Regions from separate parts of the Homo sapiens genome. Here region 2 is linked to region 1. Evidence: chromatin contacts called from ENCODE Hi-C or POLR2A ChIA-PET data. All regions are on one chromosome and are shown on one strand. Each heading gives the region's core, a stretch centred on a gene start or an enhancer-like site at or near the end of the contact. The rest is flanking DNA. Distances are from core to core; before and after follow the strand shown. Region 1 holds the start of CFAP91 (cilia and flagella associated protein 91). Region 2 overlaps ARHGAP31 (Rho GTPase activating protein 31).

Evidence for each region. Hi-C counts contacts between places; a loop is a spot of excess contacts on that map. ChIA-PET counts read pairs that join two places held with the same protein, here RNA polymerase II (POLR2A). Pooled maps may share reads with other maps.
Region 2: a map with no recorded cell type shows a loop between it and region 1 (6-fold over the local background). The contact joins the enhancer-like site here to the promoter of CFAP91 in region 1. A Hi-C loop is called at or near these places in 2 of 37 single-sample maps with no recorded cell type and 6 of 50 pooled maps. POLR2A ChIA-PET finds 5 or more read pairs at or near these places in 2 of 52 experiments (both activated T-cell).

The regions. Positions count from the first base shown.
Region 1 is chr3:119,699,240-119,706,778 of GRCh38, forward strand. CFAP91 (cilia and flagella associated protein 91) reads left to right here and starts at 3,783. Exons shown (of 18, transcript NM_033364.4): 1 at 3,783-3,983. The coding sequence starts at 3,860. It overlaps LOC105374064 (a long non-coding RNA gene), which reads right to left and starts at 3,804. Exons shown (of 3, transcript XR_924391.4): 1 at 3,257-3,804; 2 at 1,953-2,182; 3 at 629-1,178. RefSeq lists enhancers at 1,284-1,683, 1,403-2,602, 3,269-3,948, 3,942-3,991, 4,042-4,101 and a silencer at 3,662-3,831.
Region 2 is chr3:119,348,888-119,356,426 of GRCh38, forward strand. All of the region lies in intron 1 of ARHGAP31 (Rho GTPase activating protein 31), which reads left to right. Among named protein-coding and RNA genes, the nearest start is that of ARHGAP31-AS1, 30 kb to the left of the region's middle. RefSeq lists enhancers at 335-1,159, 2,681-3,378, 3,176-3,225. Within about 2 kb of position 4,549, at least 8 of the 41 ENCODE cell types and tissues checked have a DNase peak (open chromatin) inside an H3K27ac peak, as active enhancers do.

The sequences.
Region 1 (7,539 bases), core at 2,533-5,032:
CTGGCTAAAACCCACCAAAACCAAGATGGCCATGAGAGTGACCTCTGGTTTTGCTCACTGTTACACTCCCACAGTAGCATGACAGTTTACAAATGCCATGGCATGTCAGGAAGTTACCCTGTATGGTCTAAAAGGGAAGGCATGGATAATCCACACCTTGTTTAGCATATCATCAAGAAATAATCAGAGCCCTCGGGGGTGCTCTGTCTGTGGAATAGCCATTGTTTTATTCCTTTACATTCTTAATAAACTTGTTTTCACTTTATGGACTCGCCCTGAATTCTGTCTTGCGTGAGATCCAAGAACATTCTCTTGGGGTCTGGATGCAGACCCCTTTCCGGTATAGAGAGAACATTTTAGGTGATGTCATATGTTGAGGAGCTAGCTGTGAGAAGATAAGGAGGTGGGAGTGAGGAACATTGAGAAGAAGAAACGAAAAGTGGGCGGCTCTGAGAACGTAGCTGTACCCCAGACAGAAAAGTACTATACCATTATTATATTGTACTTTGCTTCTGTGTCAGCTTTCTCTATCATCCAGTGAGCTGTACAAATTATCTCAAAATCTTTAACACCTATTATATAGTAGACATTCAGTAAATTTATTTAACAAAGGGATGGATTTAGTAATCATTTCATTAAGATTTCATGTACCAGATACCTCAGAGATACAAAAATGACCAGGTGAAGGGCTGTGCCCTCAGTGAACTCAAAGTTGTGGGAAGCAGAGTTGTGAACAATTACTGATTACTAATACAAGGTGGTCAATGCTATTGGTGCTACTACAGCATTGGAAGGATGATATCTCACTGTATTTGAAAGATATGAGGAAACTGCATAGAAGTGGCAAAGTTAGAGGTGAGTGTTGAAATGTACCTAAATTAGTTGAGGGGTGTTAAAGAAAAAATTATTCAATGATCTTATTAAGGCATGGACAGGCAGAGTGCGTTCAAGACCATTGCAATAGATATAGGAATTACTGCAACAGGGTCTTGTAGTTGGGGGAGGGATTGGGTTCAACTCCGAATATAGCATAAGCAAGTAGAAATTTATAGCAAAGAGCAGGCTGAGGGTCAGTGGATGAAAAATTACTAAGAGGAAATATCAGAGGTAAAGAGAATTCTGGTTAAACTCATCTCAAAGGATTCTTGCTGAAGACAGCCAGGGTAATCAGACTTCACCTGGGGGTGAAAAGCGAAAGCGAAGGATGAGGACCCCAGTCAGATATCTAGGATGGGGGATTCTTACCAAACTGACATAGCACGGTTCTTTGCTAAAACTGGATTTTACAAGAAAGTACACAGACAGACCTAGGACATGGCTGGTTTTCAAAAACCCCAAGAAGTTTAGGAGTAGAGACAATAAGTTAAAACCAGGAGTATATGCAGAAAGAGTAGTAGGCCAGGAAGCGTATTCAGGAAGTGTCTGTGGATCACATTGAGGGACTAAGTGGCTAAGTTGGCTGGACTTCCTGGTTCAATAGGGACTTCCCTAAGGGGACTTTCCCCTAAGCCAAAATGAGTCATAGCTGCAAGCTAAGGGATTGAAACTTCAACCAATCAAAGGGGACTTTCCCCTAAGCCAAAGTGAGTCCCAGCTGCAAATTAAGGGATTGAAACTTCAGCCAATCATATAGAGAGTTTAAGCTCTAGCTGCAGCCTGATGTTTTTAACCAATCAGGCCCACCAACCTAAGAGAGGAGACCACCCCTCATATTGTGTTATGCCCAATTTCTGCCTCCAAAGAAAGAAGAATTTAAAACAAAAAGGCAGAAATGAAATCCACAGGCAGACAGCCCAGCACTGTGCTCTGGGCCTGGTAGTTACAGATTGACCCCTGACCTAACCGATATGTTATCTATAGATTCCAGACATTGTATGGAAAAGCATTGTGAAAATCCCTGTCCTATTCTGTTCTGTTCCGATTACCAGTGCATGCAGCTCCCAGTCACATACCCACTACTTGCTCAATCGATCACGACCCACTCACGCAGACCCTCTTAGAGTTGTATGCCCTTAAAAGGGACAGGAATTGCTCACTCCGGGAGCTCGGTTTTCGAAGATGTGAGTCCGCCAATGCTCCCAGCTGAATAAAGCCCTTTCCTTCCATAACTCGGTGTCTGAGCGGTTCTTGTCTGTGGCTCGTCCGGCTACAAACCCACAAGTGGATAGAAAATAACCTAATCCTATGGGACAGAAAAAGGAAAAGGGGAGGAGTCATAAGGGGATATAAACATAAGATACCCAAACCAGAAATGGCAACCCTTCCAGGTTCCCTTCCACCACGTGGAAGCTTTACTTTCGCTTTCCCTTTACTTTTGCTTTGGCTTTAATAAATCTTGCCACCGCACAGTCTTTGGGTCCACGCATTTCTCTAGTGAAGCTGTAACACTTGCCACTGTGGTCCACGGCTTCATTCCTTGAAGCCTGTGAGACCATGAACCCTTCGATCGAGAAAAACCTTTGATCGGAAGAAGACTTCTCGTCTCAACATTAAAGGACAAAGAAGCCAACTCTAAGGCATGCCATTAGCTTTAATAATCTGAGTGTAATAAATAATAATGATCATAACGGATTAAAACATCAGATCTGTAAAAAATGCATGCATTCATAATGATATCAAACAAACAAAAACTTTGTGGTTAACTCTGGAGTTTGGTAGGGCACCAACTCATGTCTCTGAAATTTCATAATTAAAAAGAACAAATCCAGCATTTACCCAGTCTTTCCTCTATGAGATTATCCTGGTTATCTCAGGATAACCAATGAGTTGGTATGAAAAGATTCCTTTTATAGAAGAACCTCTGGTAATAATAGAGAATTATTGAAAGGATTAGAAATTCACTGCTCTAGGATAAAAGACTTAAGAGACATACCAAAATGCAACATGAGGACTTTTTTTGGATCTTGACTGGAACAAACCAACTATAAAAGATAATTTGGACTCAAACAGGAAAATTGGAATTATTTATAGTACTAAGGAATTATTGTTAATTTTGTTAGATATGATAACGGTAGTTAAATTTTTAAAATCTATGTCAGTTTGAGATGCAGACTAATTTAAGGGTAAAATAATATTATGTCTAGGATTTCTTTAAAAAAGAGGGGAAGGAAACTGAAACTTGATTGGCAAAATGTTGCTAAATGTTGATTCTGAGGGATGGGTTACTTGAGGGTTTGTTATTAAAAGTAGAATCACTTTTGCTTATGTTTAAAATTTTCCATTATAAATAGTTTTCAAAAGCAGAGCCAGTGCCTACCCCACATCATCTTCTGTTATTTAATGCCCAGGACTCAGAAAGGGTCAGCAGTCTCAGATCAACAGTTACTGATGTCCTAACCCATCCTAAACACTGATGCTAATGAGTGTGGGGCAAAGTTCACAGCGTGCTAAGGAGCAACATTTAGGAACCTGACTGGATTCCGCAGCTCTCGGGACAAGCCCCCTGGAAAAGGGCTGGGGGGAGGGGCGGGGAGGCACCCAATTATTCTAGAAGGTTCTGAGATCTCCCAGGGATTTCCGAGAGGCTACGAGGTGTAACTGGCAAATCAATGACTTAAGAGTAGCTTTCTCCCAGCCTCCCCGCTGGCTCTGGAGTATAGAGGGAAGCCAGCCTTTTCCTCCCCCATCCTGCCCCTCCCCTCTCTTCTCATCTTCCCCTCCACTCTCCTCCTGACCCTGGCCTGGCCACTCCTGCTTTCACTTCTCTCCACTCCTCTTCGGCCCCGCCCCGCGGCCTCCTCCCTCCTCCTTGCCCCGCCCCCTATCCCTGCGCGCCGGCGGCCGTTACCATAGCGACGTGCACGCAGTAGCCAGGCCTGACCCGCTGGTCCCTTGCTGGCGGGAGGAAAGAGGCGGCACCATGAGCCACGCAGTAACCATCGAGGAGCCCCAGGCCCAGCCGCAGGTGTCTCAAACTCGGTACCGGGAGAGGTCGCGGGCTGGGAGCCACATCTCCTCCAATCGAGCGTATGATTTTCTGTACGGTAAGGACCGCCGCAGACCTTCCTCCGCGTCCGTCGCCTCCTAGGCCAGGTGGGCTCCCAGATGGTGGGACCTGGCCAGGGGCATGGCGAACGAAACACGACCCTCTGGACTGACCTCTTGCCCACGGTTGTCCTTGGTCGGGTGGGGGCAGCTCCGAGCCCTCCAGGTGGCCGCACTCAGGTTGGGGTCGGGGGTTCGGGTACATCGAAAGGCGCGGGTGCGCTCCGCTTCGGGGGGCGATTTTCCTGAAACCTGTTCCGGGCGTTTTGGTACCCAGAAAGTGTGCAACGATTTGTACACTCGGAGATTCACTCAACGTTCCTGCATAAAATGCCCTACAAAAATGATCTTTTCTCTCCAACTCTCTGGGCAAATCCAAGTTGGGCGAAAAGAAGTGCCAGTTTATCCCATGCTTGTTTTTAGGTTTTTTGTTGTTGTTGTTGTTTGTTTTTTTTAACTTCTGCGTCAAAGCATTGCTTATAGACTGGGTCCGCTGGCTCCTCTTGGGCCAATAAAACCCCAGTTTATTTTAACGGCTTGGTTGTCCATTTTATGTTTTCTCTCTCTCCACGCTCCTTGAGTTCCTTAAGTTCCTGTTCTACACATTTTTGTAGCCTTCTGAGCACCTATTCTAGTGCTGATACATATACTAGGCGCTTCAATAAATAAATGTTTATTGAATTTGCCGTGGCAAGAACTGTAACCAGCTATAAGCATGATTTTTTCCAATTTTGCCCTCTGCAATCCCAGGTTTTTCACCTGAACCTTGCATTGCTTTCAGCAATGTGGTGTTGCCTCTGGGAATCCCAGTCTCCTTTGTGTGGGAATCTAGGGTACACATTCCTAGATAGAGGCTGTGTAATGATTGCTGACATATTCTGGCCAGTGTTTTTCTGTATTTACTCTTGGTTTTGTGAAATAAATCAAGTTAGCTCCTGTAAACACATCACCATGTTTTTTTTTCACGGGTAATTTGAGAAGGAGGACAAACATCTCCCCAAAGTATTTATTAAGCTGGTTGTTTCTTTGATGCCGAAGTGTCTCTTTTGCAGAGGAATTGCTAAATGTTTCCATGTCCCTTGCTAAGAACAGAAATTCACTCAGAGTAGATCAAATAAAAGTTTGGATTGTTATAAAACAATCTCGCCGCTAGTCATGGACAGGAAGCGAAGTATAGCCAGGGCGGATGAGAACCTGGATGGGGAAAATCAGAACTAAGATGCTGTGCTCTCCTGCTTTCTTTCTTTGACCTTATGACCTTTCACCTTGTTAGGGTTGCCACATTTAGCAAATAAAAATACAAGAGGCACCGTTAAGCTTGAATTTCAGATAATGAATAATATTTTAGTATAAATTTTTGTCCTGTGCAATATTTTGGAACACATTTATACTAAAAAATTATTCATTGTGTATCTGAATTTAAATTTAACTGGGCATCCTGTATTTTATCTGGCAACTCTAGCCTTCTTTCTATGTATAATCAAGCCCCAAGTAATGATATTTCGGTCAACAGTGGACTACATGTATAAGGATGGTCCCATAAGATTATAATGAAGTTGAAAAACTCCAATTACTTCGTGACATTGTAGCTGTCATAACATTGTAGCCCAATGCATCACTTTTTCTGTGTTTAGATATACAAATACCATTGTGTTACAACTGTCTACAGTATTCAGTACAATAACATGCTGTATGGGTTTGTAGCCTAGGAGCAATAGGCTATACTATATAGCCTAGGTGTGGAGTAGGCTATACCAGCTAGGTTTATGTTAAGTACCCTCTGATATTTACACAACGATAAGCTCACCTCATAACCCGTTTCTAAGAACGTATCCCCATCATTAAGCAACACATCTCTATGCTTGCTTCCTTCCATCTGACAGAAAGCCTCTTGTGTATGGATTTCTCTTACTATGATAGGGACTAGGGTGGCGTGCTTCTTGACTAATTAGCCCTAAAGCTCACCACCAATTGTATAGCGTCTTTGTGTATTGTAGCTGAAAATTTAAGTTAGAAATTTAAGATTGGTTGTTGGCTGGCCAATGAATTGACTGGCCTTGGGCCAGGTTTCCACCTTGACAGAACTGTGGTGGTGCAAAGATGAACACCTTTCCAGGTTCTTTTACCCTTCCTTATGAAGCCCTATGTGATTAGTTCCCTAGTTACTTCTCTGGCCTCTTATCTACTCTCTTTCCCCTCCTTCATTCTGCCTCATTTGTCCTGGTTTCTTTGCTATTCTTCAGACGTATCAGGCATGTTCCCATCCTAGGGACTTTGCTGTTCTTCAGATGTATCAGGCATGCTCCCATCCTAGAATGTTCTTCAGATATCTAACTAGCTAACTCCCTCACCTTCAAGTCTCCTTACATGCCACCTTCTCAAGGGCCTGCCCCGACCACCCTAGTTAAAATTGCAACCCAATCTTCCTTACCCGATTTCTTCTTTTTTAAAAATAACAACCCTCAAATTCTAATGTGTAATTTGCTAGTTTATTATGTTTGTTGTTTGTTGTCTCTCTCTCATGAAGTCAAAGATTTTTGTCGTTTTGTTGATGTATTCTAAGCACCTAGATAGAGTAGCCAGTCAATAAACATGTGTTGAATGAAGGAGCAAAAAGAGCCTGAGCCTCTTGCAGCTTTTCAGCCTTGGTGGGAATATCCAATGTCTGCATTCAGTAAATCGTATTTGTTGGGTTACTAATGAATTATTAGGTTTTAGGAATTGACACACATTATCCAAATTCAAAAGAGACTTGTTTCTAAATCACAATTCCCAAATTATTAATTTCTATGGAGAAATATGTGTTACCATGTTATCTAGACTAGCTGGTCAGGGTATTTGCCTCCCCAGAGACAAGTCTACTTGGGAAATCAAGTGTATCCAAAGGCTGCTTGTTAATTTAATGGCAAATCAGTTGATTTTAAAGGGTGGTACAGTATAGTCAATCATGAATATTCTTCATCACTTTAAAGATATACCTGATAAACAGATACTTATAATAGCAGGGCAATATTTTGTTGAACTTTGTAAAAATAACAGTTCCATCATCAGCAAACTTACAAACTTAAGGGGTGAATTCTGAAGATAGCTGATTTTTTTTTTAACCGTGTTCACCAATTCTGAGATATCATGTGGTTTGCATCTTTCTAGTGCACCAAATATGGGAGATGGTATAAATGTATTGCTTCTTTCACTTGCAAATTGGCATAGTGCGTATATACAAGGTCTTTCCCTTGAAGAATTTTTTGGGTTACCCAGGCTCAAAAGGAGTTTTGTTCATAGGAGAGAAGAAAGTGTGTTCAGGGTGTAGTACTTGAAAACATGCTAGACTTTCTTTATGAATTCCACTTCCGTAAGCTGACTTGGAATACTCAGAAAAGAAAAACATCTTGACAACTGTTGCTGGTAGAAGTGGTAGAGTAACAGGGCCACATGCACAACAGAGCATGAGCTGCTGCAGAGTCAGACAATATTTAAACTTTTAAATTTGTTTTCCAATTAAGAGATTACATTACTTTGCCATTATTCTCAGCCTAGGGGTAGATATGTTCTATC
Region 2 (7,539 bases), core at 3,299-5,798, 350 kb before region 1:
AGGTATAACAACTGTGAGTGAGAAGAGGAGTAAGCAGGTTTGGATAATTGCAATATCTGGCCTCTGAAATGAATGCTGGTTCCCCATAGGAGGCATTTCAGAGAATACTAAGTAATTTTTGAGCTGCAAAACTTCAGGATAAAAGCTTGAATATCATCACCCCTTGCTGTTTTAACAAACCACAAATTGCTACTATTTTTTGCCTGATTTTATATAAGGAATAATATATTATCTATAAAGGTAAAAGTGTAGTCTCTCTGCAGAAAGCATATCTTTTTGTTGGGATCTGTCAGAGATATGGAGAGAAAATTGAGGAAGAGGCCAATGTGAGTCTCTAAAATACTTTACATCTTATCCCTCAAGTATGTTCCCTGGAGCAAAACAGAAGCTCATAGAAATTCAGATATCTTGATTTGCACCATAAAATAGTGTCCAGAAACCTAGACACTGCAGCAGAGCTTGGTGTCCCATTTTTGGTGAGTTATTCTATTTGAGGTTACAGTAAAAGCCCTAGGGAGGACTTCTCTGGGCTGGGTTCTGAAGAACGCAGGAGAGAAGCATCTCCTGGGGACAATTTACATCCTGGACGGAGAATGCAAAGGCAGAAGGGGTGTTCTGAAGAGAACTGTGAGGAGTTTACCTGATTAGAGAGGGTGATGTTGGGGGAGGGGTCACGAAGAACTTAGCATTCCTTGCTATAGACAAACAATTAGATCTGTGTTTTCAAAAGCTCATTGGAGCAGCTGGCAGGCAGCTGGATTGAAGAGATTCCTGGAGTCCTGATAACAATGGGCTGTCCCTCCTCCCTGACCTCTTCAATTGCCCCATGAGCCGCTCCCAAATTTAACAAACTATTTAAAGAAGATCTCCAAGTGTAGTCCTGAGAATTTGCAGGGGAATCTCCTGGAGTCTGCACTCTTCTTAAGCTCCTGGGAGGCCCTTTTGCTCAGAAATATATGAGAACCTCCAGGAGAATGCTTTCTGGGCAGGCTTCCCTGCTTCCATTTCCACTATTGAGAATGGTCATCTATTCAAGCCCTGAGTCTTGTGGTAAATTTTCTTTACATAGATGGATAATCTTAAAGCATGAACACCAAAGAGATTTCAGTGCTAATAGAAGGGGATGAGATTTGGTGATTTTTTTTCTTTTGCTCATCTTTATTTTTAACTTGCACTACTTGTAGAATAAGAAAACTGTTAACTAAAATAAATGTAATGAGCACTCTGCATTTGCAAACACTGAACAAGCTCATGGAAGAAATGAATTGCCTGAAAAGGGTTACAAACTGCAGGGAAGTGCCGTTGTTTTCAGCAGGAAAGAGAGGCCTGGTAACAACAGGAAGCGCTGGGAGGCCTCAGTACCAAGGCTTCCAAGCAAAGCGGTTCTGGAAACAATGGCTGCCTGTGGCTCGGGAATATTGGGCAGGAAATGAAAGGATGCTGGTGTGGGGGCTGGGGCACAGCGAGGAACTGATAAGCTTTACCTGGCTGTTCTTCACATAGTCGTAGCTGGCCCAAGATGACGTCATTTTTTATAAATGTTCCCCATCTCCCGTCAGTAAAATTGATTTTAGAAAAATACAAAAACGAGAAGCCCCCATAGTGCCGTAGGTCTGGAAACCATTAGGAAGCTCTACAGCCTGGGAAACCAGAGGGTACAATAAGCAAAAGGGATTTCTCACTCTTAGGGCATGGTGAGATCAGTGCAGAGAGGACCTTCAGATGAACTAGGCGTCTTTTAGAGCTAAGTCCCTGGAGGATTCCAGCCCCCGTAAAAATAAAAATAGCCTTGGGGTTAAGGGGAGTCTAGCCATAGCAAAGGAGATATGTATAAACCTCTTGAGATTGAAGTTTATATTTTATTTAACAGAAATTTCCGTTTATATGGGTGGAGTGAGCTGGGGAACCATTAACAGTACAAATGAGAAACAAAAACAAAACAAACAAACAAAAAATTACCCTAATGTTTTGTCCTGAAAGACCTAGCTGTAAACCAGAGCTGGTAGGAGTCAGGACCTGAACACTGGCAGATAGAAACCGAATCTGCCTTCTTAATTTCCAGCCCAGCCTCTCCTCCCAGTGTCATCCAAGAAGCTGACAGATCCTAGAAGGAGGTTAGACCTGGAAGAAACACAAGGATCCAGAAATCATTTGGATCCAGAACTTGTTTCTAGCACAGATGAAAGTCTGAGGCTGGCAGTGGCTGATTTGCTGGAGGACATACAACTGGTTCATGTTGCTGTAACTGTTGGGTACCCCAGCACCTACTGCCTGGAAGATACCTAGGGGAATTCAAAGAAGAGGAAAGTTACTCTCCTAAAAGGTCAAGAATCTCATACGTGTAGATTAGGGCAAGAATCCATGTTTCTTAATTTGTTATCTAAGTCGTTCTCTCTCATCAAGTTGCACTTAGTTGTGAAGTCAGTCTCTACCTTCTGCTGCTTTCTGGTCTTCCTCATTCTTGGTCTGTGACTTGGTTTCCCTAGTGTGGAGGTTATGCTTATAAAATGTACTGGAAAGTGCATGAATTTTGGATTCAAACAGACTTATAACTGCACCCCAGTTTGCCACTAGCTGTTTGAGCTTGGACAAGTTGTCTAACCATACAGAATGTTAGCTTCCCATCTGAAAATAGGAGTAGTAATGCCTACATCTCAGAGTTTTAAGAATTAAATGAAATAATGATGGTTAATTCATCCCCATAAGCACCCATGAGGTATGCAAGAAAAAAAAAGAGAGGTGGCCTGGACACACTCAGAGTAGAAAAAAATTTACATTGTCCTCATTCTTAAGATGATCAGTGTTAGTGAAGCATACAGTTCAAGAAACAAGTTTGCTTCTCTCTCATTAATCTGCTCAGTTCACGACCTTCTCCCCTGGGGCTCACTCTCAGGCACATGCGGCCGTTCTCTGTATCCATTAGCACTTAAGAGCCTCCACCAGTGGTATCCCAAGGAGCAGGTGGCAAGAAAGCTGCTCATCCAGTAAATAAAACTTTGATCAGGTGATTCCACTGATGTGTGCTTTATGCAGTTAAACTGAGGATTTAAATGATTTTAAATGAGTTGTTGTTGCCTAGGAATGTGCTGGGGATTGACTGAGATCTTTCTGTCCTCCATCAGCAGCCCCATGGAGTGAGTGATGTCTCCCCCTACAAATCTCCTAATAACAAAGCTTTCTCCACAGACAGTAGAAAGGATGAACCACATAAGCCTTTATCAATTACACAAAGCACAGCAGCTTCATCAATGGGACAAAACCCTTCTGTACAGTTTCTATGTACAAGATGAATAGGGCCAGCTCTAAGACCAAGGTCACATGGGGATGTCTTGCAGGTTTGTTTTCTATGTTCACAGCATTTGAATCTTTTTCTCTACTCAGCACCACCCTTCCTCAGCCACAACCACTCCCACCCCAAACACACACACCCAGAGGCACCCTGTGGGAGTCCCTCTTAAGCTCTCCCCACTGGCTCATTCGCTACTGATGACTTGTGGACCCAGACACTTTCATCACTCTCAACCAGTCTTTTATGTGTGAGTCAGATAGGCTCTTACCTTTCCTAAAGAAATTTCAGGCAACAGCTAGAGAAGAGTGAGTCCTCTCACTTCCCCTTTCGTTGACGAACCACGAGAGGTTGTCCCTTCTGACCCTAAAGGGACTCCTTATTTTTTTCTTTTTGTGGCAAGTCTTTTCTTCTAGATTACCTCCCCTCCCTCTTCCCACACACACACACACACAAAAGCCTATTTCTTTGAAGGGAAGAACTTCAGGGTTGGCCCTGATGAGGAAGCTGAAGGTCTAGTCCCAAAGCTGCCAGTATTGGACATTATTCTACAGGCAATGGGAAGCTATTGATTGTTTTGGTGTAGGGGAGCTTTATCATCAAGGTAGTGTTTTAGAAAGATTTATCTGGAAGTAGAGATCAAGATAGAATGCAATCTTCCCAGACAGTCAGTAAAAATGCCCCCAAGTTCCCTAATGTTTCTCTTCCACTGGACTGGTCTAGTCAGCATTCCTGGAATTCACCACATTATTTCTTGCCTTTCACCTTGTTTATACTATTCTCTGTTTCCTGCCCCAAAAGAAAGTGTATGACATTTACTAAGTACTTATTATATGCTAGGCACTTAGATGAGCGGTCTGCATGTATTGTAATGTATATTGCGTCACGTCAATTACATCATATGATAGCATCTCACATCATATCAAATCATTCCTCTGCACCAGTGTCAGAGTTCTTATTGCAGCACCTTGACTGGTTGTTTATCCACTTAGCTCACAACACTGTGAGCCCCTGAGCATGAGGGTCCTGTCTCAGCACTCCCCAACGTGGTCCCTCTCAAGACAGCTGGCTCTCTAAAAACGCACACAATTTCCTGTTCTTGTTCAACATCTAAAAGCTCTGCCTGACTTCCCCACCAGCTGTAATCTTTTTAAAAGAACTTTTGTTACAATTTTTGTGCCTGTCTAGGGCCCTTAGCATATTTTGTTTGATATGTTCATACTGGCCAAGTGACGTAATACCTCTGAGCTTCAGTTTCTTCATTTACAAAACAGAGATAAATACCTCCCTCATAAGGTGACTGTGAGGATTGCACTGGGTACAAATAATGGATAAGAAGTGTATAGCTAGGCTGGGCACGGTGGCTCACGCCTGTAAGCCCAGCACTTTGGGAGGCCAAGGCGGGTGGATCACGAGATCAGGAGTTCAAGACCAGCCTGGCCAAGATGGTGAAACCCTGTCTCTACTAAAAATACATGGTGGTATGGGCCTGTAATCCCAGCTGCTCCAGAGGCTGAGGCAGAGAATTGCTTAAACCTGGAAGGACGGAGGTTGCAGTGAGCCAAGATTGCACCACTGCACTCCAGCCTGGGTGACAGAGCAAGACTCCATCTCAAAAAAAAAAAAAAAAAAAAAAGTGTGTAGCTCAGGGACCACTGCATACTAGTTTCACAATAATTACCCATTCCCTTCTTGGCTTCTTGAAGGCAAAGATCTTATTACCTTTTGTTCCTCTAGATGGGCCCTCAGTGCATCTGCTTTGGTAGAAGGAGAATCGCTGTCATTGGGAAAGAGACAGCATTGACAGCAGAGACCTGAGGGCCCCGGCAGGGATAAGTCACAGAGTGGACCAGAGGAGGACCTGGACACCTCTGCAGGAAAGTGCTGGTTTGGCTTGGCATCTGAGAGCCTAAAAATGAGGAGGGCAGGGACCCCCACCCGGGGAACCGGGCTCCAGGCTGCCTTGCTCAGCAGGATAGCAGAGCTAGTCCTCAGCCATCCCAGGCCAGCAGGTTGGGCAAATATTTCTGCTTCACAAGGGGTAATAACCTCAACAGGGTCACTGGAAAGGACTTCAGCAAACATTTAGAACTTGGGTCACTGATTTCAGAAGCCCCTCCATCTTCCTAAATGAAACTTGTTTTGTAAAATCCCATTTCTTTCTTTTAAAAAAAATGCTTTTACTATATCCCCTTCACAGAAAATTTAGAAAAGCAAAATTAAAAATAGAGAAAAGCAAAAATCATTGATTTTCTACCACTTAGCAGTAACTACTATTAACATTTCAGTGTGTGTGTGTGGTTTGTGTGTGTGTGTGTGTGTGTGTGTGTGTGGTTTTTATGTGTGTGTGTGAGGCAGAGTTTCGCCCTTGTTGCCCAGGCTAAAGTGCAGTGGTGCCATCTCAGCTCACTGCAACCTCCGCCTGCCTCCTGGGTTCAAGTGATTCTCCTGCCTCAGCCTCCCGAGTAGCTGGTATTACAGGCACCCGCCACCATGCCGGGCTAATTTTTTTTTTTTTTTTTTTTGTATTTTTTAGCAGAGATGGAGTTTCACCATGTTGGTCAGGCTGGTCTTGAACTCCTGACCTCAGGTGATCCACCTGCCATTGTGTGTCATTTTTTATTATTTAATATACTGGGGAAGAGGTAGTTTTTAAAGAGACATTCTGTACTCTATATTTATATATAATTTTAATTTTTCAAACTTTTTTGCTATTTTTTTTTCAAAAGGAACTTAAAAATAGATATTAACCATGAGCTGTTGAACACTTAAAGATCAGACCTGTAGTGGTAGGATTTCAGGCATTTTGGCAGTCAACGGCAAGGAGCCAATCCACTCTCCTCAAATCACACCTCCAAAGTTGCCACTATAGGACCTGCCTTCCTGTTGGGGAGTGTTTGAACCATGGTAGGTGTAGCTTGGGGCTTTTTCTATTCTTCATCACTTGTGGTATCACAGAAAAAGCATGGGCTTTGGCAGCACACACACCTGGGTTTGGATCCCAACTCTGGCACTTCCTAGCTCCAGGCCATTGGGCAATTTATCTATTCTCTCTGAGAATCAACTTTCCTATTTTCAAAATGGAGATCATTTTGTCTGTTTCATGGGTTGTCTACAGTTATAGAATGGAGAATGCTATAAAACAAACAAACAAATAAAAACCCACCTAAAGCCATGCTTGACACTTAGTAACTATTTTCTTTGAGGAATCCAGATAGCAAAGGAGCCCAGAAAATCCATCTGGAGAAAAATGACCAAGCTCCTGTTCAGGAAAACATTTTGAGTGCTTCTGTTTTCTTTTTTTTTTTTTTAATTTCTTTTTTTTTATTATACTTTAAGTTTTAGGGTACATGTGCACAACGTGCAGGTTTGTTACATAGGTATACATGTGCCATGTTGGTGTGCTGCACTCATTAACTCGTCATTTGCATTAGGTATATCTCTAATGCTATCCCTCCCCTATCCCCCCATCTCACGACAGGCCCCGGTGTGTGATGTTCCCCACCCTGTGTCCAAGTGTTCTCATTGTTCAATTCCGACCTATGAATGAGAACATGTGGTGTTTGGTTTTCTGTCTTTGCGATAGTTTGCTCAGAATGATGGTTTCCAGCTTCATCCATGTCCCTACAAAGGACATGAACTCATCCTTTTTTATGGCTGCATAGTATTCCATGGTGTATATGTGCCACATTTTCTTAATCCAGTCTATCACTGATGGACATTTGGATTGGTTCCAAGTCTTTGCTATTGTGAATAGAGAGTACTTCTGTTTTCAAGGCTATTCTAGATGAATAAGACACGGGACTGTCCTCATTGTCCCCAAGGAGCTCACAACTTAGTAATGGAGATGAATCAGAAACAAGCAACACCTCACACTTGGTGCTAGACACAGAGTAGGCTTGCAGTAAATATCTGCAGGATTAAATTTATTCGACAATTTTCTTCAGAAAAGGTAATATATTCCTATAGTTCAAAATTCAAAAGTACAAAAGAATATACAGTGAGAAGTCTCTCTCTTACTCAAAGGGCTAGCCCCAGCTTCCAGTTTCTTTCCTGTAGACAACTAAAATTATTGCTTTCTTATGTATTCTTCCATAGATATTGAATGCATATATAAATAGATGTGCATATTTAATCTTTCATTCTCTCTTAACAACAACAACAAAAAAAACCATGGCTGGGCACGGTGGCTCACACCTATAATCCCAGCACTTTGGGAGGCCGAGGCAGGTAGATCACCTGAGGTCGGGAGT